Regions from separate parts of the Homo sapiens genome. Here region 2 is linked to region 1. Evidence: chromatin loops called from intact Hi-C (ENCODE). Cell type or tissue: heart left ventricle. All regions are shown on one strand. Each heading gives the region's core, and the rest is flanking DNA. Links, peaks and the distances in the headings are about the cores only. Region 1 overlaps TECRL (trans-2,3-enoyl-CoA reductase like). Region 2 overlaps TECRL (trans-2,3-enoyl-CoA reductase like).

Region 1 (15,711 bases), core at 4,298-8,297:
TTCCCTTATATTTGTTGCATTGGGCCATTCTCACATTGCTATGAAGAAATATCTGAGACTGGGTAATTTATATAGAAAAGATGTTTAATTGGCTCACAGTTCTGCAGGCTGTACAGGAAGCCTAGTGGCATCTGCTTCTGGGGAGGCCTCAGGAAGTTTCCAATTGTTGCAGAATGCTAACGGGGAGCAGGCACTTCCCATGACCAAAGCAGGAGAAAAGAGGAAGAGAGGGGAGATGGCACACACTTTTAAACAATCAGATCCTGCAAGAACTCACTCACTATGAAGAGGACAGTGCCAAGAGAATGGTACTAAACCATTCATGAGAAATCTTCCCCCATGATCCAATCACTTCCCACCAGGCCCCACCTGCAACACTGGGGATTCCATTTATACATGAGATTTGGGCAGGGACAAATTCCCAAACTATATTTTTTCTGCCCTTGGTCCCTCCAAAATCTCATGCCCTTGTCACATTTCAAAATACCATCATGCCTTCCCAATAATCCCCCAAAGTCTTAACTCATTTTAGTGTTACCTCAAAAGTCCAAAGTCTGAAGTCTCTCTGAGACAAAGCAAGTCTTTTCCACCTATGAGCCTGTAAAATCAAAAACAAGTTAGTTACATGCAAGATACAATGGAGGTACAAGCATTGAGTAAACACTCCCATTCCAAAAAGGAGAAACCCACTAAAAGAAAGTGGCTACAGGGTCCATGCAAGTCCAAAACCTAGTAGAACAATAATTAAATCTTAAAGCTCCAGAATAATCTCCTTTGATATCATGTCTCACATCCAAGACACACTGGTTTGATAAAGTGAGCTCCCAAGGTCTTGGATAGCTCCACTCCTGTGACTTTGCAGGGTTCAGTCCCTATGGCTGCTCTAACAGGCTGGTAGGTTGGCATTGAGTGCCAGCAACTTTTCCAGGCAAACATAAGCTGGTGGATATATCATTCTTGGGATCTGGAGGACAGTGGCCCTTTTCTCACAACATCATGAGGCAGTGCCCCAGTGAGGACTCTGCGTGGAGACTCCAACTTCACACTCTGCACGGCCCTAGTAGTGGTTCTCCATGATGGCTTCCCACTGCCCTAGTAGAGGTTCTCCATGATGGTTCCACCCCTCCATCAGGCTTTTGCTTGGACACCCAGGCTTTTTCATATATCCGCTGAAATCTAGGCAATGGTTCCCAAGCCTCAACTTTGGCACTTTGTGCACCTGCAGGCTTAAAACCACTTACACTCCCTGAAGCAGCATCCCAAGCTGTACATAAGTCCCTTTGCACCAGGGTTGAAGCTCCAGCAGCCAGGAGGCAAAAGCAGTGTCCTGGGTCTAGGCAAGGCAGCAGGGCTCAAAACCTGGCCCAGGAAACCATTCTGTTCTCCCAGGCCTCAGGGCTTCTGGTGGGAGGGGCTGCCTCTTAGATATTTGAGATGCCTTCCAGGCCTTTTTCTCATTGTCTTGGCTATCAGCACTTGCCTTCTTCTTAGTTACACAAATTTCTCTAGCAAGTGGTTGCTCAGTAGCCTGCTCGAATTACTTCTCAAAAAACTCTTTTTTTTTCTATGCCGTGTGGCCAGGCTACATTTTTTTTGCAAACATTTATGCTCTGCTTCTCTTTTAAATATAAGTTCCAACTTCAAGTTATTCTTCTGCTACTGCATCTGAAATTAGGCTATGAGAAGTAGCCAGTGTGCATCTTGAACACTTTGCTGCTTAGAAATTTATTCCACAACCAGAGGTGTCCCAGGGAGAGAATACACTCGTGGGTTCTGAGTTTCTGTTTGTCTGGTTGGGCCAGTAAAGCCTCTTCTTTATCTCTCTTTTATGCTTATCACTGAAGACAGAAACTAAAACCATGTCTACAGGCTGCTTCAAGCCTAAAACAACAAAATAAAACAAGAACAACAACAACAAAATAAGGCAGGCTACACACGCTTGCATCATTCTCAAGTTTAAAGTTCCACGGATCCCTAGGGCATGGGCACAATGCACCCATGCTCTCTGCTGTGGTATAGCAAAGTGACCTTTTATCCAGTTCCCAGTAAGTTTCTCATTTTCTTCTGAGACATCTTCAGCCTAGAATTCACTGTCCGTATCATTATCAGAATTTTGGTCCCAATCATTTAATCAGTCTTTAAGTTTCAAACTTTCCCTCATCTTCCTTTCTTCTTCTGAACTCTCGAAACTCTTCCAACCTCTACCTGTTAGTGAATTCCAAAGCTGCTTCCAGATTCTCAGGTGTGCAATACTTCACCCTGCATTAGGCTGTTCTCACATTGCTATAAAAAATACCTGAGACTGGGTAATTTATAAAGGAAAGAGGTTTAATTGTCCCATAGTTCTGTGGGCCGTACAGGAAGTATAGTGGCATGGCACCTGCTTATGGGGAGGCCTCAGGAATCTTACAATTAGACAGAAGGTGAAGAGGGAGCAGGTGTATCATATGGTGAAAATAAGAACAAAGAGACAGAGAGAAGAGATGTGACACACCTTTAAACAACCAGATCTTGTGAGAACTCACTCACTTTTTTGAGGACAGTACCAAGAGAATGATATTAAATCATTCACGAGAAATCTGACCCCATGATTCATTTCCCTCCCACCAGGCTACATCTCCAGTATTGGAGATTCCATTTCACATGAGATTTGAGCAGGGACAACATCCAAACTATATTATTTAATGATATGAGTTTTCTCATTAGACGCACCTGAGAAATACAACCTTCCATAAGAAAATTTTCCCTAGGAAATGGCTATGGCACAGAGCCTTGAATAAATTAGGACATAGATACAAATTCAAATTTACAAATTTAATAATAACATGAAAATTCTCACATCCATTAAATGTATCAAACTACTATAAAATAATGTTTAATGAAATATACACATTGTAATAAAATTTTTAAAGATAATTACTTTTTAATATATGTGTTTATAAACAGTGTTTGGGGAATAAGCATAAAACAGTTCAAATTAAATATAAGTCATTGGGCACATTTTTTAGGACACACTTGAAACTATCAGAAATACACACACACACACACACACATATTTCTTTCCTAACTTAATTTTTACTGAATATCAACCCTGTGTTTAAGTCAGTTTGAGCTACTGTAACAAAAATATAAAATACCAAGTGGCTTATAAACAACAGAAATCTGTGCTAGATTCAGCAGCACATTGGAACAATAAAGAGATTAGCATGGCTGCTATATAGCAATGACATACAAATCCGTGAAGTGTTCTGTATTTTTCTTCTGGTTGGTAAAAAAAGAAAAAATATTTCTCATAGTTCAAGAGGCTGAGACATCCAGAATTAAGGCACCAGCAGATTCAGTACCTAATCAGGGCCAGCTTCCTGGTTCATAGTTTATGGCCATCTTCTGCTTGTGTATTCACATGGCTGAAGTAGTCTGGGAGTTTTCTCAGGCCTCTTTTGTAAGGGTGCTAATCCCTAATAACCTCACAAAGGCGCCACCTCCCAATACCATCATCTGGGTGTTAAAATTTCAACATATTAGTTTTAGGAGGATCTAAACATTCATCTTAGGACCATGTATGTATCAAAACTTAATAAATGTACTGTAGTTCCTTTCAAAGGTACTTACAGCCACATAGGTTAGGCAAACTTATATATCCAGTGGTAATAAAATTTAGAGTGTGGTATTACAGAGAAAATAAATATGACATTCCATTCTCACTTATTTTAGTTAAATTTAGTTTAACCTAGATTTTACTGTTTGGGTATATAATGAATGAAGGCAATCTCCCTACATAGAAACCTGAAAATGTGCATGACACACTAATTAGCAAAAAAGTTCAAGATAAATTTTTTTTTGTTGTTTTATAATATAAGAGTTCAAACAAAATAGATAAAGCTGTGTGGCTTTATTTCTGGGTTCTCTCTCATGTTCCATTAGTTTATGTGTCTGGTTTTGTAAGCTGTTTTGGTTATTGTAGCCTTGTAGTACAGTTTGAAATCAGATAGTGTGATGATCTTCAACACAGTCAACAAAAACAAGCAATGGGGAAAGGGCTTCCTATTCACTTAATAGTGCTGGAATAACTGGCTAACCATATGCAGAAGACTGAAACTGGACACCTTCCTGTCGCCATATACAAAAATCAACTCACAATGGAGTAAAGACTCAAATGTGAAACCTAAAACTGTAAAAGCCCTGGAAAAAAAATTATGAAATACAATCATGGAACTAGGAACTGGTAAAGATTTTATGATGAAGACTCCCAAAGCAATTACAACATAATAAAAAAATGACAACTGGGACCTATGGAAATTAAAGAGGTCCCTTACGGCAAAAGAAACTACCAACAGAGTAAACAGACAACCTAAGGAAGGAAGAAAGTGTTTGTAAACTATGCATCTGACAAAGTCTAATATCCAAGATCTATAAGGAACTTAAACAATTGAACATGCAAAAAAACAAACAACCACATTTAAAAATGGACAAAGGACATGAAAAGATACATATAACCAACAAGAATATGAAAAAAATACTCAACATTACTAATCATTAGAGAAATGCTAATCAAATCCACAATGAGAAACCATCACACATTAATAGTCAGAATGGTTACTATTAAAGTCAAAAATTAGCAAATGCTGGCAAGGTTCTAGAGAAAAGGGAATACTTATGTACTCCTGGTGGAAATGTACATTCATTCAATCATTGAGGAAAGCAGTTGGAGATTTCTCAAAGAATTTAAAGCAGAACTACCATTCAGCCCAGAAATTCCATTCATATTTCCACAGGAATATAAATTGTTCTACTAGAAAGACAAATACATGCACATGTATATTCATCACAGCAGTATTCACAATAGCAAAGACATGGAATCAACCTAAATGCCCATCAGTGATAGACTGGATATAGTCAACATGATACATGTATACCATGGAATACTACACAGCCATAAAAAAACAGACTCATGTCCTTTGTAGCAACATGGAAGAAGCTGGAGGCCATTATCCTAAGTGAATTAACTGAGGAACAGAAAACCAAATACTGCATGTTCTTACTTATAAATAGGATCTAAACATTGATTACATATGGACACATAAAAGGGAACAATAGACACTGGGGCCTACTTGAGGGTGGAGGGTAGAAGGAGAGTAAGAATAAGAAACTCACTATTGGCTACTATGTTTATTACCTGGGTTGTTTCATACTAAGCTAAAATAACCAAACTCCTGTGTCATGCAGTTTACCCCCGTAACAAACCTGCACATGTACCCTCTCAACCTACAATAAAAATTAAATAGAAAAAAATGATAAAGATTTTTCTTATATAATGTATTTGTATTTTGGGGAAATAATCTCAGTTTGCCCTTTTTATGGTTTTGTTTGATGCTTATTTTAGAAGTCAAGTCCAGATTACATGATATCAATACATTTTGGTAGTCTGACAATGAATCTGTCAAATCATTAGCTAACTTGGTTCTGTGATCTTAGTGTGTACTTAAATATAACACATTGTGATCGTGTTAGTTGTTCCTTTTCACTAAAGTTTTGTGCTCAAACTTATCTAATGATCTAGTGACAACTTTCTTTCCTCATAAAATTAGCATTTAATAAATGAGCAGTTATTTATGACAATGTTAAGTAACTTTTATAACTTAGGTTAATGGTAAATGTATGCAATTGATTAAGTATTAAAATATAATTTGGGTAAAATACATAATTTACAGGGCTTAAAAAAATTCACGTTTGGCTGGGAGCGGTGGCTTACGTCTGTAATCCCAGCAATTTGGGGGGCTGAGACAGGAGGATCACCTGAGGCCAGGAGTTTGAGACCAGCCTGGCCAACATAGACCAGCCTGGCCAATCTGTTTCTACTAAAAATACAAAAATTAGCCAGGTGTGGACGAGGTGCCTGTAATACCAGCTACTCAGGAGGTTGAGGCAGAAGAATCATTTGAACCCCGGAGACAAAGGTTGTGGTGAGCTGAGATTGTGCCACTGCACACCAGTCTGGGTAACAGAGTGAGACTCTGTCTCAAAAAAAAAAAAAAAAAAAAAAATGCTTGTTAATTTTTTGACTTGTAACATTAGGAAAATATTTATATTTCATGATCTCAATTTTTTTATCTTTTAAAGAGCTCAGTGTTTCCTACTTCACAAGGTTATTTTTGATGATCAAATGTTTATCTGTATACGTAGTAAAGTAGTACCTGCTGCACAGTAAATGCCCAATAAATTTTTCTCTTCCTATTTCCATTTTACTCTCCTCCACCACGTAGTGTAGTATAGTGGTTAAGGACAAGTATGGAAACACTCTGTGTTCAAGACCTATCTTTAGCTTCTTAACTGTGTGACCTTGTTAAATAACCTTGTTAATATCCACTTTGGGTCACAGTATTTTCATTTGTAAAATGTATGTAAAATATATATCTTATGCCACGGGAATTGTGTGTGAATTAAATTTTTAATAAAGATAAAATTCTAGGACTAGTACCTTTGGCTGCCTTTTCTACATTAAAGTCTGTGGAATGAATACATTCTGGAGGCGCATGTCCACTACAATTATCGAAGATTAAGCTTTCAACTTTCAAAAGACACTAATAAAATTAATGTTTAAAAATCTAGCTACACAACAATGAGGAAAATGGTGCTATTATGTTTGATAGTTGTCTCTTCTATACCATAAGGAGCATAGGCTACGCTACCTGCCATACTGCAGTGGAGAGGAAATTTTTATTATTATCTGCAATGATGATTTTACAGTCACTATACATAGCAGGTCATGTTGGTAATGAAAGTGACGTTATAATTCACATAAGAAAATAGTTGATAGTATATTTTTAACATCAGATGAGCTGACCATTTTTATTTATCTTATTTTGCCCAAGAAATGAATGTCTTGGTTAAAGATGGAGAGAACATATTTTGTTTGAAGAAGGAAAAACTAAATTACATTACTTATCAAATTTTCTTACTCCAAAAAAGTCTGAATTTCCAACAGCATTATATATATACATATATTTAGACATATACACAATGCTTAAAATATGTATGTAACATTTTATTTTTATCTAGCTAGCTAGCTCTTCAGAAATAAAAATAATATGCATGATGGATTCTTATGTAAGACTCAGAGAAAATATTGTAATCGTAACTGGGACTCTGACCTTCTTGAACACTCCAGATAATAATTTTTTTAATTTTAACAATTCTTCCTTGAGTCTATAATTTCTAAATACAATCATATATGATGTATTAACAATAAATATATTAGATTCATTATATTAATATTTATTTTCTGTAAGATAGTAAAACTACTCAATATAGAAGCAGAAATGGGAAAGCTATGAACTCTAAGTCTGATAAAATATATTTTAAGAAACTAAAATATCCTCATATTGTTTTCAATTTTAATGTCCTTAGGAAGGCAGTATAATCAAAACAACTCCTCTTACAAGGAGGAATTTGTAAAATTATTATACAATTAATTTTGAAAGTAACTTTTCCATTCGAACATCTCTGTGATTGCAAGATTCTGATGGATAAGGCAGGAGCATTATTTATCTTTCCATACACATGGAAGAAATTCATGTTCCCCCCCTTTGCAGTCAAAATCACATTTGGATTTGGAATCACCTCTATCCCTTTGGAGTTAGGTATGATCACATGATGTGTTTTGCAAATAAGAAAATGTAAAACTAAGTGATGCATGTCCTTTTTTGCCAAAGATTTCAGTCAGGGAGAATTCAGAATATTTTCCCCCCTCTACTTTAAATGCCAAAAGCCTTCTAGGTAATAGGTTTACTATCAATTATATCACAGATTTTGGTAACGGAAACAGACTGAACTATTGGTAGAAATGTAGCATCATCAACCAATCACTATTATTTCCAGATTCTGGGACTTCGGGGTTTGTTAGTCAAGCACAAATGATACTACAGCACCACCTCATTCCTAGCACCAAGTTATGTACTAAGCAGGATAGTAGAGTGACTAGTATATAACTTGATGCTAGGAATGAGGTGGTGCTGGAAGACATATTTACATGATGTAGAGATGGCTTAATTGTTCATTTGTGAGTAGTGAGAAAAACATCAGAAGCTGGAAAGATGAAAATCCAGGTCATGCTGTGGTAATTTGTAAAGTGTTGTGTATAGTAACTTATAAAGTACAGCATAGGCCTGATGAAATTGCTGATCTAGAAAAAAGTTGTTAATACCACCTGTGGTAGCCAATAAAAATTTGATGCTTACAGCAATACATTTCAGGAGAGAAGAGTTTATATGAAAGCTTGTGAAGCTGACAGACAATAAATATAAAAGCAGAGTTTAAGTCTTAAATTCAAAATATCTATCAGCCTCGACTAAAAAAAATACTTTATAAGCCTTAAAATTATTGTTTTCTCCCCAAATGCTTGGGGATAGGTAATGGGCTCTAGGAAAGCAGATAATGTCTTTTAGTTCATAGGTTGCTAGGTTAAATAGGCATATCTTATATCATTCAGAGAGTCTGGAGTTTGAGCTCGATGTCATGATTAGAAGGGGTTTTGCATTTCTTGAGGATATGCTGTGTGTATCTCGAAAATGTAAAGGAGATTGGACTAAATAGTTGGTGATCAGAAGTGTAGACGCAAATAAATATTACTATTTTTATTATGGTTTTTAACTGGTTCTCATACGGGAACATGGTAGGATTTAATTCACCTACCTCCCTGAAGTAACATGTTTTGTGCTGATGAAATATGGGTGGAATGCATACATTTATCACCAGACCGAAGCTGGAAGAACCTAACCTAATTTAATTACCTTTTCTTTTAGCTTTTGCCTTAGAAACAGTCAATGTTGCAGATGACTTCTGCTTTGTCAGTATAGATTCTAAAGTGAGGAGAATGCAGGGCAGATACACCAGTTAATCTGTGATATATATGCAGTATGTGTAGAAAATAAGCATGGACTGTTTTAAACCACTGGGTTTTGCAACACAACCTAGACTATTCTAGCAGGTGCATTCAATTAAATTTGAATTAAAGACAGCTTTCTTGATTTTGTCAGTTTATTTTTAAAGATCCTTCAATCATTAGAAGAACCTGTAACAAAGACAGTGTGACAGCAGCTTTCTATATCATTGTAACATATTTCTTCTTAAATTATTGCTTGTATATCAATGTCATATAGTTCATTTAAAAATGGGAGGCATATTTATAAAGTGTTTTATTGTTCACATAAGAGCATTCAATAAACTGGCTATATGAGTTAATCTATCCAGTCTCTGTTAATGTCTTCAATGAATGTACCTACTATATACTAGGATCTCTAGTCAATAATATTGAGAATAGAGACAGCAGAAATGAGCTTATCTTAAATATATAAAGTTGTATCAAAAGAATGATGAGATTTCTTAGATAATTAAGTTGAATTATCACAGTTGACGTAAAGATTCTGGCTTAAAAACTGTTTGAGTGTTGATGTTATTAATGGGGTAGACACAGTTTTTTGCCTAATACATATAGGACTCAGTTCTGGTCATTTAACTTTGAAATTACTCTGAGACAATCATGCAGACTGGTTAAACATCCAGTTGTATGTGTAAGTCTGCAGCTGTGAAAACAAGTTGGTGCTGGTAATATACATTTGAGAATATGAAAATATATGGCATTCAAAGTAATGGGAATGAGTGAGATCAACTTCCTTGACAAAACATAAGCTATTTTTACATAGGATCACCAAAGCAATTCAATTATGTGTTGAACCGTCATGGTTCATATAATCATCAAACTTTTTTTAGAATTTCAGACATATGTAATGATAAAATTTTCATTGTTCTCTCTAATGTCAGATACTCTGAATTTGTTTATACGTTGAGGACAAATTCTTCCAAGAGCATGCAATCCACATAGTTAAATTTAAAAAGTAATGCAATCATTTTTAGTGGCTGGCAATACGTGGTAGCATTTATGAGGACAGTGAGCCAATGATGCAGAAATAATTGTAGCCTCTATCTCTGTGGTTTGATGTCAAACAATTCATTAGTGATATGAACTTTCTAAAATTGATTTTCCTCCCTAATTATTTTTGCTTGAAACTCATTTCATATTTGTCATATTTTAAAAACTGTAACATAAATCTTTAAGTAGGAAAAATAAGTATATGACCATCACTTCAAAATTTGAAGTGCTCTAAATTTTTGAAATCAATTTTAAATCTGTTATCTCTCAGGGATATAGGATGTGAGGTTTCTTTACGTCAGTAGATTTATTCTAGTTATCTTAAAATAAAACCACACTACTTGGACAATATAATTAATAAGAGGACTGCTCAGTTTAAAGTAAGCAATGACTCCAAATAATCAATAATGTACAATAACAAAAGTCTAATGCTCACTTATATGACATGCTCAATGTGGATGAACTGTAGCTTTCCTCAAAGACCTATTCATTATGGAGCAGATTAAATTAAACAGCTTTTGTCTTTATTATTGTCAGTTTCCAAGTAGAATGAACAGAAATGTGGTGGACTCATAATGGCTCTTAAAACTTCTGCTTATATGCTAAACTTGTAACTTCCTGTTACATTTCACAGGCCAATCAAGTTACATGATCATGCTCCACTTTGACATGTTGAAGATATAAAACATTCCCTCTGAGAGAAATGCCCAGAGAGGGAACACAGCGATTTGAACATTTATAACCTTGTGAGGTTAAACAAAGTCTCTTTGCATCAAAAATACTTACTCCAAAATTCATGTGCTAAAGTTCATTCACTTTAATTATGTAAGGAGCCTCAATTTTTTATGCAAAGTTTATTAATGTGTTTGTTCAGTTGGAATAATTGTAGCTGCCTGGCTTCTAAGCCAGATAAGTGAGACCTGTAACAGGCAAATACCGGGACAAAACTAAAACAGTAAGAACCAGCAGCTTTGAGAACATACACTCATCAGGTAGAAGTCAGTAGCTCCCAGGTATATGAACATTTATAATGCTTTGTAAAGCAAGGCTTAACATGGACATACTTCTTCTGTTCATATTCCATTGGCTGAAGCAAACCAAAAAGCTAAGTCCAATGTCCACCAGCCCTCCCTTTCTAATAAAGAGGAGGGATAGAACAAATATTTGCTAAAATAACCTAATTTGTCACCAATTTTCAGTTTCCAAGAACAATTTAAATTATCTTTCATTTTTGAATAGGCATATATTTGTTTAAAAATTGAATCAATAATTAATAATCTATCAAAACAGTAGTACCAGGACCAGATGGATTAATTGGTGAATTCTACTACATATTTAAGGAAGAAATCACACCCATTCTCTACAATCATTTTGTACAATATTTCCTAACTCACTCTATGATGCCAACATTACCCTGACACCAAAAACAGAGGGCTTATAAAAAAAGTAAATCACAAACCAAAATCCCTCAAAAATATAGATGTAACAATTCTCAACAACATATTAGCATATGAATTTAACACTGTATAAAAAGAAGTATCCTTTGCAACCACGTGGGATTTATCCTACTTGTGCAAGCCTAGTCCAACATTTAAAAAGCAATTAATGTGGTTCATCACATCACCAGGATAAAGTAAAGAAAATCACACAATTTTATCAGCAGATACAGAGAAATCATTTGACAAAATCCAACACTCCTCCATAATAAAAGTCTCAATAAAGTAGGAATAGAGGGGGAACTTCCTCAACTTCATCAATAATATCTCCGAAAGACCTACAGGTCACGTCATTTTTAATGGTGAAAAACTCAAAACTTTCCCAGCAAGATCAGAAAGAAGGAAAGGATGTTTAGTCTCACCACTGCTGTGTGGCATCTTACTGGAAGTTCTAGCTAATGTGAAAAAAAGGAAATAAAGAGTTTACAGATAGGCAAGGAAAAATTAAAAGTCTTTGAAGATGGCATGTTTGTCTATGTAGAATATCTGAAATAATTGGTCTGGAAAAACCCAAGGAAACAAACAGTAAAAGAAAACAGAAAGAACCCCTGGAATTATGATGGATTTGCAGCAAGGTTTCAGGATACAAGGTTAATATATGAAAGTCAGTCATGTTACTATATTGTATATCCTACTAATGAATAAGAGCAATTCAAAATTATATATAAAACAATCATGTGTAATTGTTATTTATGCATATTCACATTATTTATATTTATTTATTTGTATTTATGTAATTTTCATTACTAATAAAAATTAAAATACTTAGGTATAAATCTAACAAAACATTTACATAACCAGCATGAGGAAAACTAAAATACTCTGGATGTGAAAGAAACTAAAGAACTAAATATATGGAGAGATACTTTATGTTAGTGGATAGGAAGATTCAGTATTTTCAAGATGTCAATTCCTTCCAAATAGATGTACAGATGTAATGCAATCCCTACTAAAATCCCAGCAAGTTATTTTGTGCATATTAGCAAACTGTTTCTAAAGTATATATGAAGAGGCAAAAGATCCAGCCTAGCTAAAACAATATTGACAAATAAGAACCAGGTTGAAGAACTGACGTCACCTTACTTCAAGGATTCCTCTATAGCTATAGCAAGCAAGAAAATGTGATATTAGTGAAAGAAAAAACAAATGTATCAATGATACAGAATTGAAAACCCACAAATAAAGTTATCTAAATACAGTCAACTGATCTTTGACAAAGGAACAAAGGCAACATAATGTAGAAAATATAGTCTTTTCATCAAATAGTGCTGGAGCAACTAGACATCCACATGCAAAAAAAAAAAAAAGGATTTAGACTCATCTTACACATTTCACACAAATTAACTCAAAATAAATATCAGACCTAAATGTAAAACTATAAACTACACTAAAACTATAAACAAAACTATAGAACTCTTATGGTATAACAACAAAATCTTCATGACCTTGGATTTGGCAAAGATCTTTTGAAAAAAAATTAATAAGATGGAATTCATTAAAATTAAAATTTCTACTATATGAAAATAAGTACCAAACTGGTGCCAAGAAAATAAAAAGACAAGAAACAAACTGGAAAAAATATTTGCAAAAGTCTTATCTGATAAAAGACATATATGTATGTAATATATATTTATAAAATATACAAAGAACTCTTAAAATTTATCATACTTGTGCAAGACTAGTCCAACATTTAAAAAGTAATTAATGTGGTTCATCACATCACCAGGATAAAGTAAAACAAATCACATAGTTTTATCAATAGATACAGAAAAATTAAAAGCCAAACAACCCTTTTACAAAATGGGCCAAAGAACTTAACAGACACTTCACTAGAAAAGATATACAAATGGCGAATAAATATACAAAAAGAGACTCTACATTATATGTCATCAGGAAAATGATAATGCGATATTACTGTGAACCTTATAGAAAAACCAAAATCCAGAACACTGACATCATATGCTGGGAAGATGTGGAAAAACAGGAACTCTCATTCATTGCTTTTAGGAATGCAAAATGGTAAAGCCATTTGGAAGGCAATTTGATGGTTTCTCACGAAACTAAATATATTCTTACCATACAGTACAGCAGTCATGCTCCTTGGTATCTACTCAAATGAGCTGAAAACTTATGTCCACACATAAATCTGCATAAAGATGTTTATGGCAGCTGCATCCACAATTGCCAGTACTTGCAAACAACCAAGATGTCTTTCAGTAGGTGAATGGACAAACTGTTACACAGGGACAGTGGAATGTTATTCAGCACTAAAGAGAAATAAGCTATTAACCCATGAAAAGACATTCAGGGAATTTAAATGTGCATTACTAAGTGAAAAAATGCAATCTGAAAAGGTTGCATACTATGATTTCAACCATATGACTTTCTGGGAAGGCAAAACAATGATGACAGCTAAAAGATTAGTGGTTGCCAGTGGGGATGGGGTGTGAAGCACAGAGGATTTTTAGTGCAGTGAAAACACTGTGCATAATACTATAATGTTAGATATATGTCATTATAAATTTGTCCAAACTTATAGAACGTACAACACCATGAGTGAACCCCATTGTAAACTGTGGACTGTGGGGATTATGATGTGTCATTGTAGATATATCCGTTGTAAAAAATGTACCATACTGGTGAGAGATGTTGATAATAGGGGATGCTATGCATGTGTAAAGGCAAAGAGTACCTTGGAAATCTCTGGTCCTTCTCTTCAACATTGCTGTGAACCTAAAACTGCTCTAAAATGAAGCCTATTATAAAATAACGCAAAACAAAACAAATTGATTTTAATAATTTATGCCTGAGTAACAGGCTTCCATTTTGGCTTGAAATAGTAATTCTTAATTAAATATAAACCTTGAAAAACAGCATAAGTATTAATATCTGTCATAAAAATAGAGCTTAAAAGACAATGAAGGATAAATCCTCTAATAAGCAAAAGAAAAATTACACAGGAAAAACTACATATCCAAAAATCACTTCCCATACTTTGTCCTCTACGCTGACATATATATATGCATACAGCTGACTCATGAACACCATTGGTTTGAAATGCATGGGTCCACCTATAAATGGATTTTCTTCCACCTCTACCACCCCTGAGACAACAACCAAACCCTCATCTTCCTCTTCCTCAGCCTACTTAGCATGAAGATGATGAGGATAAAGACCTTCATGATTATCCATTTCCACTTAATGAACAGTAAATATAATTTTTCTTCCTTATAATTTTCTTAATAATATTGTCTTTTCTCTAGCTTACTTTGAGAATACCATATATAATACATATTATATGCTTTATAATGGTTAATAATGCTGTAATTATATAGATGCAGTATGTGTTAATTGATTCTATGTTATTGGTAAGGCTTCCAGTCAACAGTAAGCTATTAGTAATCAAGCTTTTGGGGAATCAAAAGTTATATGTGGGCTTCAGGATGGCTGACTAGAGGCACCTGACATTTGCTTCCTATACAAGGAAGGATTGAATCACAAAGCAGATAGATGATCACAGGTTGGATAGGGCATCTAGGAGAGAACACTGAAATTGAGCAGGAAAGTGGCATGAAAGCTCTGAATCATGAAAGGTGAAGAAAGTAAAGCAAGAAGCCCAACCAAGTGTGGGGAAAAGGTAAGCAAGAGTTTCCCAATGGTACACATTTTCACCATGGACTCCTCTAATCCTAGCCCTGGGATAGCCCCTCAGCCCTCATGGGCCCCAAGACTAGTATAAGGAGCTGCCTGGAGTCCACACGATGACATTATTCCAGAGAGGGAGTTCACATTGCGTTCCACACATCTCTTAAGACTCAAATTAGCTGCTGCACTGCTCCATTTTGAGAGCTCAGTCCCCAGTAAATTATATCCTGCCTTGGGGCCCAACAACCCCTGCATCTCCACATTCCTAGAGCCCCACTGACATCCCCTCATATCCACCTAGAAAGCTATGGCAACATGGCACCAGATGGACATAGCAGCTCGGATGTTTCTTCAGCACCCAGCCTATGCAGTATCCTGTGTCCCAGGAAACAGGAGGGTGGTGTAGTGCATGAGGGAGGCTGCTGCCAGGACAAAGAGAGTTAAAGTACACACTCCCACAAGCCTGAGAGCTGCCTGTTTGCAGCCACTGCAACATTGCACCATTGACCTCCCTATCAACAGGCTGCTCCAAACCTGCATGCTCCAGGGTGTCTGGGGACTGGCCAAATTGGACACTATCCTGGGGCCTGAAGACAGGCCTGGCTCACACAACAATACTACTCCACAAGTGGCCAAACATGC
Region 2 (15,711 bases), core at 5,747-9,746, 67 kb after region 1:
CTGGGAGACTTGCACAGCGGATAGTATCTAATGTAAATGGGGACATAGTTATGATGACCAATCTTGCTTCTTCCTTAGATGATGTTGGGTAATTCAGTGAGCACACTGGTTACAAATTTTAACCAGTGAGCATAAATAAATAGTTTGGTTGCAATCTGTCTTCCTGCCCCACTTAATTCTTGCTTTGTGCTTCGTATCACAGGCAACCAGCTTGTTGCTTTATGCATCCTTCCTTCATCCTATTTTTTATTGTATAATTCAGAGATTTTGTGCAGCTTTAAAATTTTCCATTTCCAGAAGCATGTCTTTGTTTTCCTATAGAAACTTTTTTCTGCAGTTGCTGATTATATTGTGTTAGTGCACTCTATCTTTGTAAAAGTAAACTCTTTAGCAGTTGCATTGTTTTTCAAGGTCAGCAAAATTATAGACATTGATTGGTGCTGGTTTCAGTGTTAAACACTTTTAGTTGTTGAGAATGAGAGCGGAAATAGTTTTCTCATTTTTCAGATAGATAAACACTATCATACATCTCATACTAAACCATTAAATGTCTCACTGGCATCCTTGGTTTCATTCTGGCTTGATCACTTAATTATGTAGGTAGCATTTACAAGACTGCAAAGAAATGGTTTACAGAGAATAAAATGGTCTATTTAATCCCAGTGAAGTATTGTACTAAATGAATCTTTTTTAACAAAATAAACCCAGCTAATTTAACAATATTAAATCAGCAGCCAATATCTTTAGCACATCAAGGAAGAATTTTGGGTAATATTTGATGTTTATTACTTAAGAAGAAAGACAAGAATTCATGTGCCTGCCCCTTTTCTTAGGTCTGTAGGCTTCCACTGTTTAGAAGGAGTATAACAATTCTAATAAAATAACATATTCAAAGTGACAATGCAATTTACACAGGACATTCTCTCTTTTTCTTTTTTTTTTTTTTTTTTTGAGACGGAGTCTCGCTCTGTCGCCCAGGCCGGACTGCGGACTGCAGTGGCGCAATCTCGGCTCACTGCAAGCTCCGCCTCCCGGGTTCACGCCATTCTCCTGCCTCAGCCTCCCGAGTAGCTGGGACTACAGGCGCCCGCCACCGCGCCCGGCTAATTTTTTTTTTGTATTTTTAGTAGAGACGGGGTTTCACCTTGTTAGCCAGGATGGTCTCGATCTCCTGACCTCATGATCCACCCGCCTCGGCCTCCCAAAGTGCTGGGATTACAGGCGTGAGCCACCGCGCCCGGCCAGGACATTCTCTCATGCCATGACACTTCCTATTTAGCATTCCATTCCCCAACTAATACTTCCTATTCCTTAATTTTGTTTTGTGCATTCTTCCTAAATTTGCAGGATGGTTTAAAGTCAAAGAATACTTCCCATTTTGTACATTATGGTTGTATATATTTTTTGCATATGCACATACATTATTAGTAGTATTATAATCACATTGTATATAATCAAATTATAAGATATTCTGCTTTTTTGTATAGAATTATCCATATGCATGCCAGAATTTTGCTCAATATTGTTTTATTTATTTCATCATCTCATCGCTTTCTCTTGAAATCAACTTCTTTTTCTCAAATTGGTCCTTTAGATGTTAATCTAATGACGGAAAGACGTGTTCTATTGACAGTAAGACTTGTTAGTCAAATTAAACTTGTCCTTATTTTACATTTTCTTTCAATAGTGTTTCATTTAAAAGCTATTTGGCCAATATCTTATATTGCTCTTTAGAACTCTTCTATTAATTTAATTGCCATTAATTTGTTGGTAATATTTATGACATTTTTTGTTTTTTAATCTGTTTTTTAAAAATATTTTTCTATTATTGTTTCAAATGGTTTAGCAATTATATACTTACATCTGGTTTTCATTACATATATATTCAGTATATAGATCTTGTCATCATATGTCTTTAATTATATATCAATATATGTGTATGTGTACATTTTATTTTATATATCTATATAGTTATTTACAGTAATTCTTTAATATTTATCTTGATATATTTTGCCAGTATTGGAAAACTCTCAGCCATCATATCATTCAATATATAGCTTTTTCACTTTTCTTTAACTTTTTTATTCTCACACTTCAGTTTCACATATATTAGAATGATGTACTTTTTCATTGCTCATCATGTATATATCCTACACCTTTCCCGTTCCACATATTTATCTCTCTTTGCTTTAGTTGGGATATTTTCTTCCAACTTCCAGTTCACTATTTTTCTCTCTACCATTAAATGATATCTCATAAACCCACTTACTATACTTTGCAGTTCCAAAATGTCTGTGTTTCTTTCCGTAGTTTCTAGATTTCCAAATAATTCTGTCTTGTATTTTATGTTTATATCAATCATAGTTATTCTTAATTGTGTATGAAAACTTTATCTGAATTGTTGGTGAATCTCTATAATACCTTTTTAATTTCCCCCTGGTTTTTCATCATGTCTTGTCTTCTAGCATTCTTCGTTCTATTTTATTGAGGCCTGGTATTATATATGAAAAAATTTAGAGATAATTATAGGGTCTGAATAAAGAAGCGATCTCCTTCCAGAGAAGATTTATATTTGCCTCTGCCAGCAGTAAGGCTGGACTTTGGAGGTTACAGATCACTTTAATTCAAACAGGGATGGAGATGACTCAAAATTGAGCTTAGTTTCCTTTAAGAATTGATTGATTTCTGATTCATCCTTATTTAAGGGTAACTACTGAAATTGCGGACTTTTACCAGGGCTTCTCTTTGTGCATAAAGTTTGATTTTTGTCCCATTAGGCTCATAGGTGTGTGAAAAGCCCTGCTCAGCTTCCTCGCCTCTTAGCTTCTTCTTCCAATATAAACAGATACCCTTAGGGGAATGTGGCTAAGGGTAGTTGCTAGACTCAGCTTTCTGAGCTTCTCCTGTCTCCCAGATCTTGGTTCCCTAATTCTTTTTATTTTTCTTAACCACTCTGTGGAGATTTTGATAAAATATTTTCTCATACTTTTTCAGTTGTTCTCAGCAGGAGGGATGGATGAGATGGAATATGTAGTTTGTCATTGCAATTAATGGACTTTTTTTGCTTATTATTGTGGATGCCTGTGAACATGTTATATCATTTAATTTTGGTCCCTATTTCTTTTAATCTATCTTTCATATTTTCTGAATCCCTTTATCTTTCTGCTTTCTGAGTAGGTTCTTCAGGCTCATCCTTTCATTGACTAATTCTTCTGTTTGTTCTGCATGACTACACTATCATTCCATTACATTTTAATCATAAGGTACAAAAGGTTTTATTTCAATAAATTTTATTTGATCTTTTCTCAAAAAATCCTGTAGGTTTTTGCACTACCATGTTTTTCTAATATTTTTGATTCTTTATTTTAAATCTTCCAATCATCTTTAAGTGATTTAGGTGACTTTCTATGAGATTCCATATTTGTGATGTTCTCTTGAGTTAATCTTATTATTTATCATGTCCCTGGACACTGTCTGATGGTGGATTAGTTTTTATATGATTTTTAAAACTTAAATTGTAAGTTTACCTACTTGAGGGTTTTAAGCTATGTTACCTAAACTGAATGCATAGTCCTCCAGTGGGTTATTTTTTCTAGGGCCAGATGTCCCAGAAGTATTACAGCTTGAGATCACCATTAGTGGAACACAACTAAAGTTTCAATGAGAGTGTTCCAAAAACCTGACAGTAATATTATAATATATACTTAAGCATCAAAACCTAATATGGCACCAGTGGCTGTTTACAAATTCTCAGGGGATATATATTTTCTATCTTTGAACAGGCAGAGATTGACATATTTTACCTGTACTGGAGGTGAATTTCTTTCTAGTTCTCTCTTTTAATTAAATATGTGTATCTGTGCATAGGAATCAATACCAACACTAGTACTGGCCTAGGGCTTTATATAGATTCCCAATGTGCAAGAAAACCAAAGAAATTGTGTAAACCCCAAAACTTACTGAATTATTTCTCAGGTTCTTGATTATTTCCTATAATTGGGTTTTCCTTTTTTGTCTTGTGATCTCTATGCATAAAAGTTATATTTTATCTAAGAATAATAGTTATATGCGTGTCTATATTGCCAGAAATAAAATATGTTCATCTTTAGGATGTGGTATTTGTTTAGAATAGAACTGCCATTCTTATTGTATTGACTGCATGCTTCAAATTTAGTTAATAACAAATATAATTCTGTTTTTCTTGACAACTAGAATGTTTTCTCCCATTAATCACTTTATTTGGGGGGAGGATCAGCTATAGTCTAATATGAATTCAGTGATATTCACCTTTGTTATTTCTTTCTATGGGATAAAGTTTTGTGATTAATTAAACTTTTATTTGTGGTAGAGACAGTCTCATTATATTGCCCAGGCTAGTCTTGAACTCCAAGGGTCAAGTATTCTTCCTGTCTTGGCCTCCCAAAGTGTTGTGATTACAGGTGTGAACCACCACGCTCAGCTGATTAATTAAAGTTTAACATTAATTAACATCTTTTTTACTTGAGATATATTTTACTCCTATTATAATGTTAACACCACCCTATGGGCTATCAACATTTGAACTTTTGATCAATATTGAGTTAAATTTCCACATGTGCAATGACCATATATATCCTGTCAATCATTAAGTATCCTTAAGAGGTCGCTAATGTTCAGTTCCAAACAGGAGTTTTGTAAGGTCTTAGAATTACAAGAGTCAACATTCAATTCATTTTAGTGTTCATATTTCAGAAAATAAATTGGCAGGTTTTATTTCTGTAAATTTGTTAAGACTACCAGACACTTCACGGTTCTTCTAACATTGTTGCATTCAATGCATAATCAGGTGTTGCTAAGCAGCACATTATGACTTTATTATTTTAGGTAGCATATAAACATATTTTGGTTACTTTAAGCCATGATAGATGTTTCTCTGATTTTTTCTTCATTTTTAGTTTCTCCTTTTTCTCTTTCCTCAATAGTACAGTAAAATAGTACTATTTTACTGTACAGTAAATAGTACAGTAAATAGTACAATAAAATAGTAAAGTAGAACCCTCAGTTTTCCCTTATAAAATAGAATAAGAGTTTTATGTATCATTCTGTGGCCTTTCAACATTTATTGTACTATATTCAATCTTACAAATATTTATTATTTAAAAAGTACTAATAATTGAGTATATTAATTTGACTTTTAATATCACGGCTATATTTGGGGTATTTATTTATTATTATTGTAAATGCATTGAAAAGTTGTAATCAAAGCAATATAATTTTTAACCAAATAAAATTACTTGGCTATAGAAAGTCACGGAGCTAATTATCTCTAAGTAGCATCTCTCAGCTATGTTTTATGTTTTGATTTACTAGTTTTAGGAAAATAACATATTTTCTAGATAGTTAAATTTACGTCAGTGTATGCATTTACAATACCCACACATAATAGACTTTAGAAGGTAAAACATACAATATATTCTTAAAATTACCCACATATATTTTTCATCCGAACTTCCTCTTTTCTTTCAACTAGTAATATATTACCTATTAATAGAGGCTCTGTCCATGGTTTCTCATTTCCATGAAGCACTCTCATCCCTTTCTAGTCCTGAGTCATCTCTGCTTTCTCCCATGAATGTATTGAAAAAAAAGAAGATAATTGTGGAAAATTCCTTTAAAAATACTCTTTTAAAAATTTATTATACGTGTGGTAAATTTGTTTAAAGTTTAATCTCAAAGTTAAGAAGTAAACTTTTAATGGAGACTTTAAAACGATAGTATAGAATTTATTTTAAGATAAAGTTATATTCTGATAATTGTGAATCAACTCTTCATTATGGCAGTGTATAATAAAGATGATTTGATTTTTCTATAGCGACAGAATTATTTAGTGCTCTCTTTATTCCTAACGGTAGTACAAAAAGAAAATTTCAAGTGATGCTTCTGCTATGACCAATAAACTCATAATATTAAAAGTCAATGATACATATAATTCTGATAGACATCTTAGTATTTACTCTTGATAGAGAAAATAACCCAATTTCAGGTGCAAATATTAGATGAATTTGAAATGAGATTAAAGTTCCCAATTTTAAATAAAATATTTTCAAGCTTTTTATTGATGAAAAACTTACATAGACTGAAGTGCACAAGTCATAGCTCATACTACCTGATGCATGTCCAAAACCTGAACACACCTATATAACAAGTCCCAAAATCAAAAAGCAGAAACTTACCACTTTTAAAGCTTTCCTCATGCTTTCTCTCAGTCACTATCCGTCATTGCTGGTCAGTACCCTACAAAAGGTAACCACTATTTCTATTTCTGACACTAGATAACCCATTTTATTTACTTCCTAGATCTAAATGGTCTTCCCATGGAAACAGTTAGTTTTATAAGCTATAGTTACACTTTTTCTGACAATTAAATGTTATTTTTCATTGAATAGGTCCAAAGTGGTACCCTTCTCGAGTTGGTCTGCAGCTAGAATGTGGTAAGAAGCATTTTTCACTGATGTGTTTATTTAATTTATAATCCCTTTTCTATTTTCAAAAGCTGACATTCACTTATCACTTTGCAAATATACAAATATTAGTATTATTTAATTGATTCGCCCAACAAACTAGAGCTCCACTTTTATAAATGAATAATTTAGTCTCAAATAGGTATTTTTTACATATTCACTGTCTGTGAGTTTTAGAAGCAGATTCTGAAACTAAAATATTTTTGTTTGTGAAGCTTTAACTGGTCGTCTGTGAAGCTTTAACTGGTCACCTTCTCATTCTACTGCTCCATAATATATTCTTAAGGTTAATGCTTAGCTTTTTCAATTTTTTCTTTTTCTTTTTGCTGTTATAAAGCAGAATAAGTGACATAAGGAACAAAACTAATGAATTTGGAGAAGAAGCATTATGCCCACTATTAAACCTCAAATTTCTCAGATTTTTAAACCCTATGATCTCAAGAAATTTATCAATAAATGCACTTAAAAATGGCTCCTACCAATAATTACTGTTGCTGACACTACATCAACTTTATTTTAAATTTGGAGTTTAAAATTTTAATGAAAGCTGTGGGTAGCATGTACTTTTTTTCAGGATAGAATGAAAAAGCCTTTAATAGTAAATCTATAGGAGGTACCTCTTAAGGAATTTCAATCTCCCAATTTTTCATAAATAATGAGTTGAATTTTTTTTCTATTGCTTTTCCTAATATTTAGGTTGCCCTCTCTTAGGTATTACATGCACTTAAAGACAAATGATTATTTCTTTGAGTCTCTCGAAACTGTTACGAGTGTTTTCATTGCTGTCTTAAACATTTAATCGTTCTCTGAGAACTGTATGTTCAAAACAAAGAAATATGCAAGATTTCTAGGAGCCACACTTTTCTGATTCTCTCAAATTTATTTTTGCTCAAATGTTCAAGACAAATTCCCACCTACCTAGAGTTTAAGAAAGACAAATTATTGTCTCATCTACTTTTGCCTTCATAGGGCCTAGCACATGTCAGCACATAAGTGCCTTTCAATACATGGATGTTGACATATATGAAATGAAATTGACTCTTACACAAAGAAGCCTCAAAGAGTGTCACAGACAACATTGTCAAATGTAACTTCCATTTGAAGGACACTATTAAGAGACTGATAAATTTCTGTTAGTTCAGTGTTCTGGTGAATATGACATATTCCTTTTCTCCCAAATTTATTTACCTAGTTGAGTGTACCAGGATGGGGTGTGAGATGAGTAAAATATAGTTGTCGCAGTGTCCTTAAAAAGAACTGTAATGATGTATTTGAAAAAAAAGTCAACTGATTTAGTGAGATATGGTGCAAAGAAATCAAAATCCAAAGCTCATTTGGATTGATTCAGATTTCTACATTTGATTGACCCTCTCATACTTACTTGCCTACATGGTCTTCTTTTATATGGCAGAACTAAAAAAACCACTTAAATCATTTTTAAAGTGTTAGTGTTTATATGTTTATAATGCATATGATGATTGGCACAGGCTAGTTGCTCCATCAATCTTAGTCATAACTATTAATATTAAGAAGAAAAAAAGGCAATACCAAAACAAAGCAGGGTCTTAATATTTATACATTTGCTCCCAAAATATACGTACTAGAATCATTGATCTTATATGAATATTAGAGACTTCTATAGTTTCCTCACACAAAAGAAACCTTTAAAACACAAATAAAATAGAAGCATTGATTTTCATGGGTAAAATTTTAACCAGTTCTTTAGCTCTGTGTCTCTGCTGAGCTGTGCTATATTTAGCTGAACTTGGATAGGTTCATGCATGCAGCTGCAGTGAGCTGCTGGGCTGTTAGGGAATGATTGGTCTACAATAACCACAACTTTCATGAAATTCCCTTTGTTCAATGTGGTCTCTCACCCCTCAGCAAAATAGTTTGGACTACTCACAAGCTGGGAGTAGAGGTATAAAAATGAGCAGAGGTACTAAAGAATTGTTGAAGCCCAGGTTTGGAAATAGCAAATGATCACTTGTCCTGCAAGTCACTAGTTAGCCCATATTCAAGGGGTGGGAATATGAGAACAGCTATCACTGAGAAGAACTACAAGGTCATACTGTATATGGTGTGCATATGGGGAAGAATTTCAGCAATTTTTACAATAAATCTGTCATATAATCTGGTAAGTAAAATATTTTGTATATTCCTACCTTTATTAATATGCTTTATAATGTCCTGGAAGGACTGGGAAAATTTCTAATGTTTAAAATGATTGGATTTCTACATAGAAAAAATAGATTTTTTTCCATCACTGTTTCCAAGCAATACATCAAAGCTCCATCCACATCCTTTATACAATAGTCTTGACAAACCACTAGGTTTGTTGTGTACCCCAGTTCCAGGCCCATACTTGGGAGGGAATATCCAAAGACCAGGTTGTGCTTGTGTTAATTTGGTCAGGAAATTCAGGGCCCTTAAGTGGCTGAAGCATGATCTAGAAAGATATGTCATGGGATCTAGTTAGGTATTTCCTGTCCTCTTGGCCCTATATATTCCTCTCCCTTTGATAAGGGACATAATCATGGAAAGCCAAGGACAATGGTCCCTTTTTCTTGAGTCTGAACGCTATGATTATTGATACATCTAGATTTTATCAAGTCATTTTTTCAAAATCTCATATTCATGGGACCACATTTTAAAAATAGAATGCCAATGATCTGTTCTTTGAAGTTGGCAAGCATGATAGAAGGGTAGAAACTAACCCCTTTTCTAAGGGTGCTAATAGATGTATATTGGAAACATATTTTCAGCACACTTTCAAGTGATACAAAGCCAGCTGAATTTTTTGTCCTTTTTAACATTTTCTTGTTCTTATACATAATTGTCTTAATACTACTGACAATTTTGATATCAAAGCCTTCACCTTGATCCATATTGTGAAAGTTTTGTATTGCTATGTAACAAATTTACACAAATTTAGCAGTATAAAAAAACTATCATTTATTAGATTGAAGCCATATTATGGCTTGATTCTCTGATTAGGATTGTATAAGACTGGAATCAGAGTGTTGACTGAACTGAATTCTCATGTGAAGACTCTTGACAAAAAGCCACTTCCATCTTCTTTTGTGTTATTGGAAGAGTTTGTGTTGGAAATGCTTGTTCCCTGGTGCTCCAAAGAAATAGCACTCAAACATAAATTTAATTCTCTCAGCAAGGCAATTATTACTTTCTGCAGAAAGGGTGCTCATCGCAGATGGAATAATGGTGAGAGCACCCTTTTGCATTTTATGTTTGTTTGTCTGTTTGTTTGGTCTTTGCAGTTGCATGGAAGAAGTTCCTGTGTTCTTGCTGGCTGTCACTTCCTAGAGGTGGCTGTCTTTTCTCAAAGGCCACCTGTATCCTTGACGTTGACCTTCTCCATCTTCAAGCCAGCAATAGCACAGTGAATCTTCCCAATGCACTGGATCTCTGAATTCCTCTGTCTCTGATTTCTGCACACACATTATAAAAACTCATGCAATAAATCAGGACTACCTAGATAATCTCATTTTTTAAAGCCATGCAATATAATTTAATCAACAGAGTAATAGCCTATATCATATGCAGAACCTCAGGGATTATACAGGTAGCAGAAATCCTGAGGATTATCTAAGAAATCTGCCTACCACACATGTGTTCTTAGGTAAACACAGGACTACATTCACATTTTCAAAGCAATACCAAATTATATGTAATTATATATGTATATATATGTATGTATTTTACAAATAGTAATCAATTTACATGAAATTTCTAAAATATAACTATGAAATTGTTTTCAATAAAGTACCCAGAGAACCATATACATTAACATGACCACCTAAATTATCTGGCTGTTAAAAGTGGATTTATCAAATTTCTGCCTTCAAATGTAATATACAATAATTGTATATTTTTTGTTTCCTTTTAAAAGACCTTTAATTATAAATATAAGCAGATATCTTGGATTCTGAAAGATCATCTAATGGTAGATGCAAATTAACTTTTTTTATTTATTTCAAAAATAGAGACTGGAATGATGCCTTTTAATGATGTAGATAATATAAATCACAAATAACATATGTTAAGTATAACAATAATAATAACAACAATAATAGGATTATATTTGAGAGATTAATCCATTTTGGTATTTGAGCTCTAGTCTACTCATTTTTCTTCCTGCTTGGTATACATTTCTTTAAATAAAACAAAATATTTATCTCTTACCTTATTAAATAACATTTAAGTGTTTTTCAAATATTTTATTATAAATAGTGCTTAAAAAGATATTTTTTTACATATCTTCCCATATACACATTCCAGACTTGTCTGATGGTTATTTTTAAGAATGGAGTCAATTATGTTTATTTTACCTCTATCTTATGAGTAGCTCCTTTAAGTAACCTTTGTTATATCTTTGTCTTACTATGTCTAAAGTCTGTAATACTGGAAACCTTAGTGTGTTTTCATTCCTTTCTTTCCATGCTGAATACACAAACAATCTCATGAAGCCCCACGGTTTTAAATGTTAATGACTTTCAAATATCTACACACACTTCTACCCTGCTGCCTATTTGTCAGTTCTTTCTTGAATGTCTAAGAGATACCACACACTTAAAATACCTTAAGGACTCTTAATTTTACCCTCAGATCTTGCTTTTTCTGTAGTCTTCTTCATGTCAGTTAATGACATTACAATGCATTTAAGTACTCGGGCCAAAAATCTAACTGTCTTTACCTCACTGAATCTTCTCCTTTCAATCAGCTGATCAAGAAGTTGAATCTAGGCTATGTTCCAAATATATTTACAACTGATACATTTTAACATTCTCACCAGTACCACCTTAATCTCAACAAACATCAGCTCCAGCTGGATTAATTTTAAATGTCTCCTAAATAATCACCTTGCTTCCCTTCTTTCTATTTTTCACACAGCATCCAGAATATATTTTAAAAAGATAAATTACACCATTCTCCCGGTGCTTTGGAGGGACCATTCATCTATCCACCACTAATTTATGCTCTTATAAAATCATTTAGAAAGTAGTTGAGGTGTAGTTCTACTAACACTCAAAATTACACTTTTTGTTGTTTTGTTTTGTTTTCATTTTGAGGCAGGGTCTCTTTGTCGCCCAGACTGGAGTACAGTGAAGCGATCACAGTTCACTGTAGCCTTGACCTCCCTGGCTCAAGCAATCCTCCCACCTCAGCCTCCTGAATTGCTGGGACTACAGGCACACAGCACCATGCCTGGCTAATTTTTTTCTGTTTTTTTGTAGAGACAGGGTTTTGTCATGTCACCAAGATGGAACTCCTGGGCTCAAGCGATCTGCTCACCTCAGCTCGACAAAGTTTTGAGATTACAGATGTGAGCCTTCACACCTGTCCTAAAATTACACTTTAAAAAAATTCCTGTATGTTATTTGTTTAGGTCCTAATATAACATGTTCTCAGAAATAATAGGATAGTAACTAATGGTAGTCTAAATTTTGGGTAGATGGTATTGGGAAACCACTGTGCATTTGAAGAGTTGCTAGATATATGTTATAAAATGGCATTGTTCACATTTTGTTTTACTTTGAAGATTTCTTGTACATTGTAATTTCCATATTAAATTAATCTTTAGCTTTTACTGATTTTACACTAAGAAATTCTTTATCGTTATGCTAAGAAATTGTATTAAAATAAAATTTTCTTGTTATTTTTATTTTAGGCGGGCCTTTTTTGAAGGACTACATTACCATTCAAAGTATTGCAGCTTCCTCCATTGTCACACTGTATGCTACAGACCTAGGTCAACAAGTCAGTTGGACCACAGTAAGTGTTAATTTGAAATGTAATATACATTTCTCATATTTTGCTCTAAATAATTTATTGACAGATTAATTCTATCAAATAAACTCATAGCGAAACAAAATGTAGTGAAAGGTATTTTTAATTTTCTATTCTTACTATGACGAGTGGCCAAAGTTCTACTCAAGTATTGGAGCAATAGAAAAACCACAGTTTTGAAAAAGGAAGATAAGTTCCTTTTTTTTTTTTTTTTTTTTTTAAAGTCAACCCACTCTATTACTGGGAGCTTCAACTTTGTTACCAAAATACCAGAGGTTCGGTCTAGGTCCTGCTGCTCACTGCACAGAAAGCCAATGATGGTGATGACAAGTATTGCCAAGGAAGAAGGCTTCAGTTGGAAGCTGCCCCTGAGGAGATGGGAGCTCAGTCTCACATCCATCTGCCTGACTGACTAAAACTAGGGGTTTATATAGCAGGGAAGAAATGTAACAATGTGTAAGAAAACATGTACTAGGGAGGGACAAGGAGGCATCTGGTGGGGTGATCTGATGAATTTCAGTTCTTTGATACTCTTTTGAGAGAGCTGAAGGTTCTCTCCTGAGGAATGAGCTTAGGTAGAACAGATACAAGTTTCAAACTTTAACAGTAATAGGGGTCAATTTCTACATTTATCCAAAAATAACTGTCTATGGGACTATTGGGCTGGTTTCATCTGCTCCACCTATGCTTTGTTATTTACATGGTATCTCTTTACCTTTTCCTTCTAGTAATCTAGGAACATCACAGATTCTTTTGACACTGGAGAGAAGAGTATAGAATATCCAGTTAAAAAGGAGGTTCTCAGGCAGAGAAACAAACTTTTGGCAACTGACCATGAAAAAGTAAACTTCCTTCAGCCTGTGAAAATATTATTTTGGCTCTTTTTGGAGGAAAATAGCAGGTGTTAAAATCATGGTATTTGAAAATGGCATTAGATGAATGAGGACGACATTGAAAAGACATAGAGGGTTAAGAGGCAGTGAAAATACTTGGTACTAGTGCACAGTATTGAAACACTCATGGGTAATAGAATAAATCAATGGAATAGCTTCAACAGCAAGAGGAAATGTTAATATGATATTTAGTAACAGAGGCAGTGAAAAATTAATAAACAGTTTTGATATACAAAGAATAATGAGCTCCTTTTCTTTCAATTACATTAAACTTCTGTTATTTGTATTATTTAAACTATGAAAGTTTTTCTTTGCATTTACATTCCACTCCATATTTGTGATTACTTTTAATATTTTTCTATTCAAAATGACTTTTCTTTTTGCCACAATTAACAATCAATCAACATTACCATTCATAGTGATTTGAGCTGTTTCTTTACAATTAAACAACCAATTTTTGTAAGTTTTACAAATGTATGATAATTTATACATTAATATTTGTTAATTTTAATCTAACACAAATTTAATTTTAAATTTATTAATTAAAATATTGCTACATCTGTGAATATTTTCTAACAGTCTTTCTTTTTAAGATATATTTCCCATGTAATTAATGAGTTCTATTTTATGTTTTCATTAAGAAAATATTTTCTGTGTGAAAAACTTTAAGAAATTAGTAGTATATATGCCCACAAAGGTGAGAAAAGAAGCTGCCAATGTTCTATGGTCGTGTTTGCAGTACAGTAAGGAGCTCAATAAATATTTTTTGAACAAACAAATAAATGAATATCAAATGAAAAAAAATAGTTGATTTATTTTCCAAAGTATATTGAGCTTTTGAGTACTAACTTGTACCACTAAAGATTGAGTTTAGAACCTTATGAATTCTTGTGAAGCACATTTTAATGTTTAGAAAACAACCTATAGACGATGCATGCATTTGCAAATAAAGTTTTAATACTGTACTTAAATGTGATGTCTACAGACCTTTGCTTAAAGAGATTTTAGAAAAGAGTGTTTGGTCTTCAAAGGTTAAAATATTCACAGGGTCTTTGTCCACATTTACAACGAAAAGGGAACTCTGTTTACAGAAATTGTGTCAGGGTGAGCAGCATTAAACCATTAAATCATTAGAAATTTCAGCTTCATCACTTGGATAAGCACTGAGAAGAAAACACACTATAGTGGAATTATTTGACAATTGTACTAGAAAATTATAGCTTGTTTGAGAGGAAAATCATCTATGTGACAAAGAGAACTCTGCAAATAGGCTGGATATTTCTACATCAACCCCATGGATCACACATCTTTTTGCTCCAAATGAGTCAGTTCTATTAAATGCTAAAAATATACACATTACATTGCAATTACACCCATTTCAGATCAACTAAATTATGCAACAAAAGTAATGTTTTACCACATATGACATTCTTGTTCATTGAAAAATATGAAAATTTGTTCCTATAATAAATAATATAATAGGGAAATAATCTAATTTAGCAAGGTTAAAATTAAGATTTTAATATTTTTCTCCAACTAACAGTGTGTTACAAAATATTGAGTAAAATCTTGCCTCATTTAACTTACTAAAAAACTTAGGATAAAAGATTAATATGAAAATATAACAATTCTCATTATATGAAGACTGTTAATTAATTAAAGTTATGCAGTTTTCACCATTTTTGTATTAATTCATGTATGTATGAGTTAATGTGTAATTCTATACAATTTATCCCTTGTATAAGTTCATGTATCTAACACCAATGTCAAGATAGAGAATTGCTTCATCCTTAAGAAGGAACTTCTTCCTTTTATCTTTGCATACTTACATACACTTTTTCCTATCCTGGAGTAACCACTGATGTGTTCTTCATCTCCATATTTTTGTCATGTGGAAAATGCTCTATAAAAGGATTCAGACAATATTTTGAGATTGATGTTAATTTTTCTGTAAGCATAGTGTCCTTGAAATCCATCCTGATTTTTGTTTGTATCAATAATTGGTTCCTTTACATTGGTGAGTAGTATTCAGTTATATGGATGTAATGGACTTTGTTTAACCACTTACTCTTTGAATTACATTTGGGTGGTTTTTAGTATTTTGCTATTAACAAATAAAGCTGCAATGAATATTAGGGGTATTTGTATGAACTTTTTAAAAAATTTATCTGGGATACAGTGTTGAGTCTTGAGAATTCTTTATGTAATGTAGATACGAGTCCTTGTATATGTGGTTTGGAAATATTTTCTCTCCTTCTTTAACTTGTCTTTTCATCATCTTAGCAGAACTTTTCACTGAAAGAATTGTTTTCAATTTTAATGCAGTCTAATTTATCAAGGTTTTCTTTTAAAGATTATGCTTTTACTTTCATATATAAGAATCCTTCAACTTAGTTGTAGGTCCTGGAGTTCTCTCCTGCATTTTCTTATGAGTTTAGTAGTTTTATGTTTTACACTGTAATGATACCCTATTTTTATTGTAAATTTCACATTTTTAATGTCTAAATCTA

Evidence for each region. Peaks named below come from ENCODE experiments on the same cell type or tissue, not always from the same donor. Only the 100,000 strongest peaks of a DNase experiment are listed, where the experiment ranks them.
Region 2: it touches region 1 in a loop (7-fold over the local background); 1 of 110 quality-filtered maps calls a loop at or near these places.

What each region holds. Positions count from the first base shown.
Region 1 is chr4:64,385,241-64,400,951 of GRCh38, reverse strand. All of the region lies in intron 1 of TECRL (trans-2,3-enoyl-CoA reductase like), which reads left to right. It also overlaps the pseudogene RNU6-191P. Among named protein-coding and RNA genes, the nearest start is that of TECRL, 16 kb to the left of the region's middle. In heart left ventricle, for the core only: no CTCF peak of the experiment used is centred there; no DNase peak of the experiment used is centred there; H3K4me3 peaks cover 509 bases; H3K27ac peaks cover 1,102 bases.
Region 2 is chr4:64,319,271-64,334,981 of GRCh38, reverse strand. It overlaps TECRL (trans-2,3-enoyl-CoA reductase like), which reads left to right. Exons shown (of 12, transcript NM_001010874.5): 3 at 6,426-6,470; 4 at 12,190-12,293. Among named protein-coding and RNA genes, the nearest start is that of TECRL, 82 kb to the left of the region's middle. In heart left ventricle, for the core only: no CTCF peak of the experiment used is centred there; no DNase peak of the experiment used is centred there.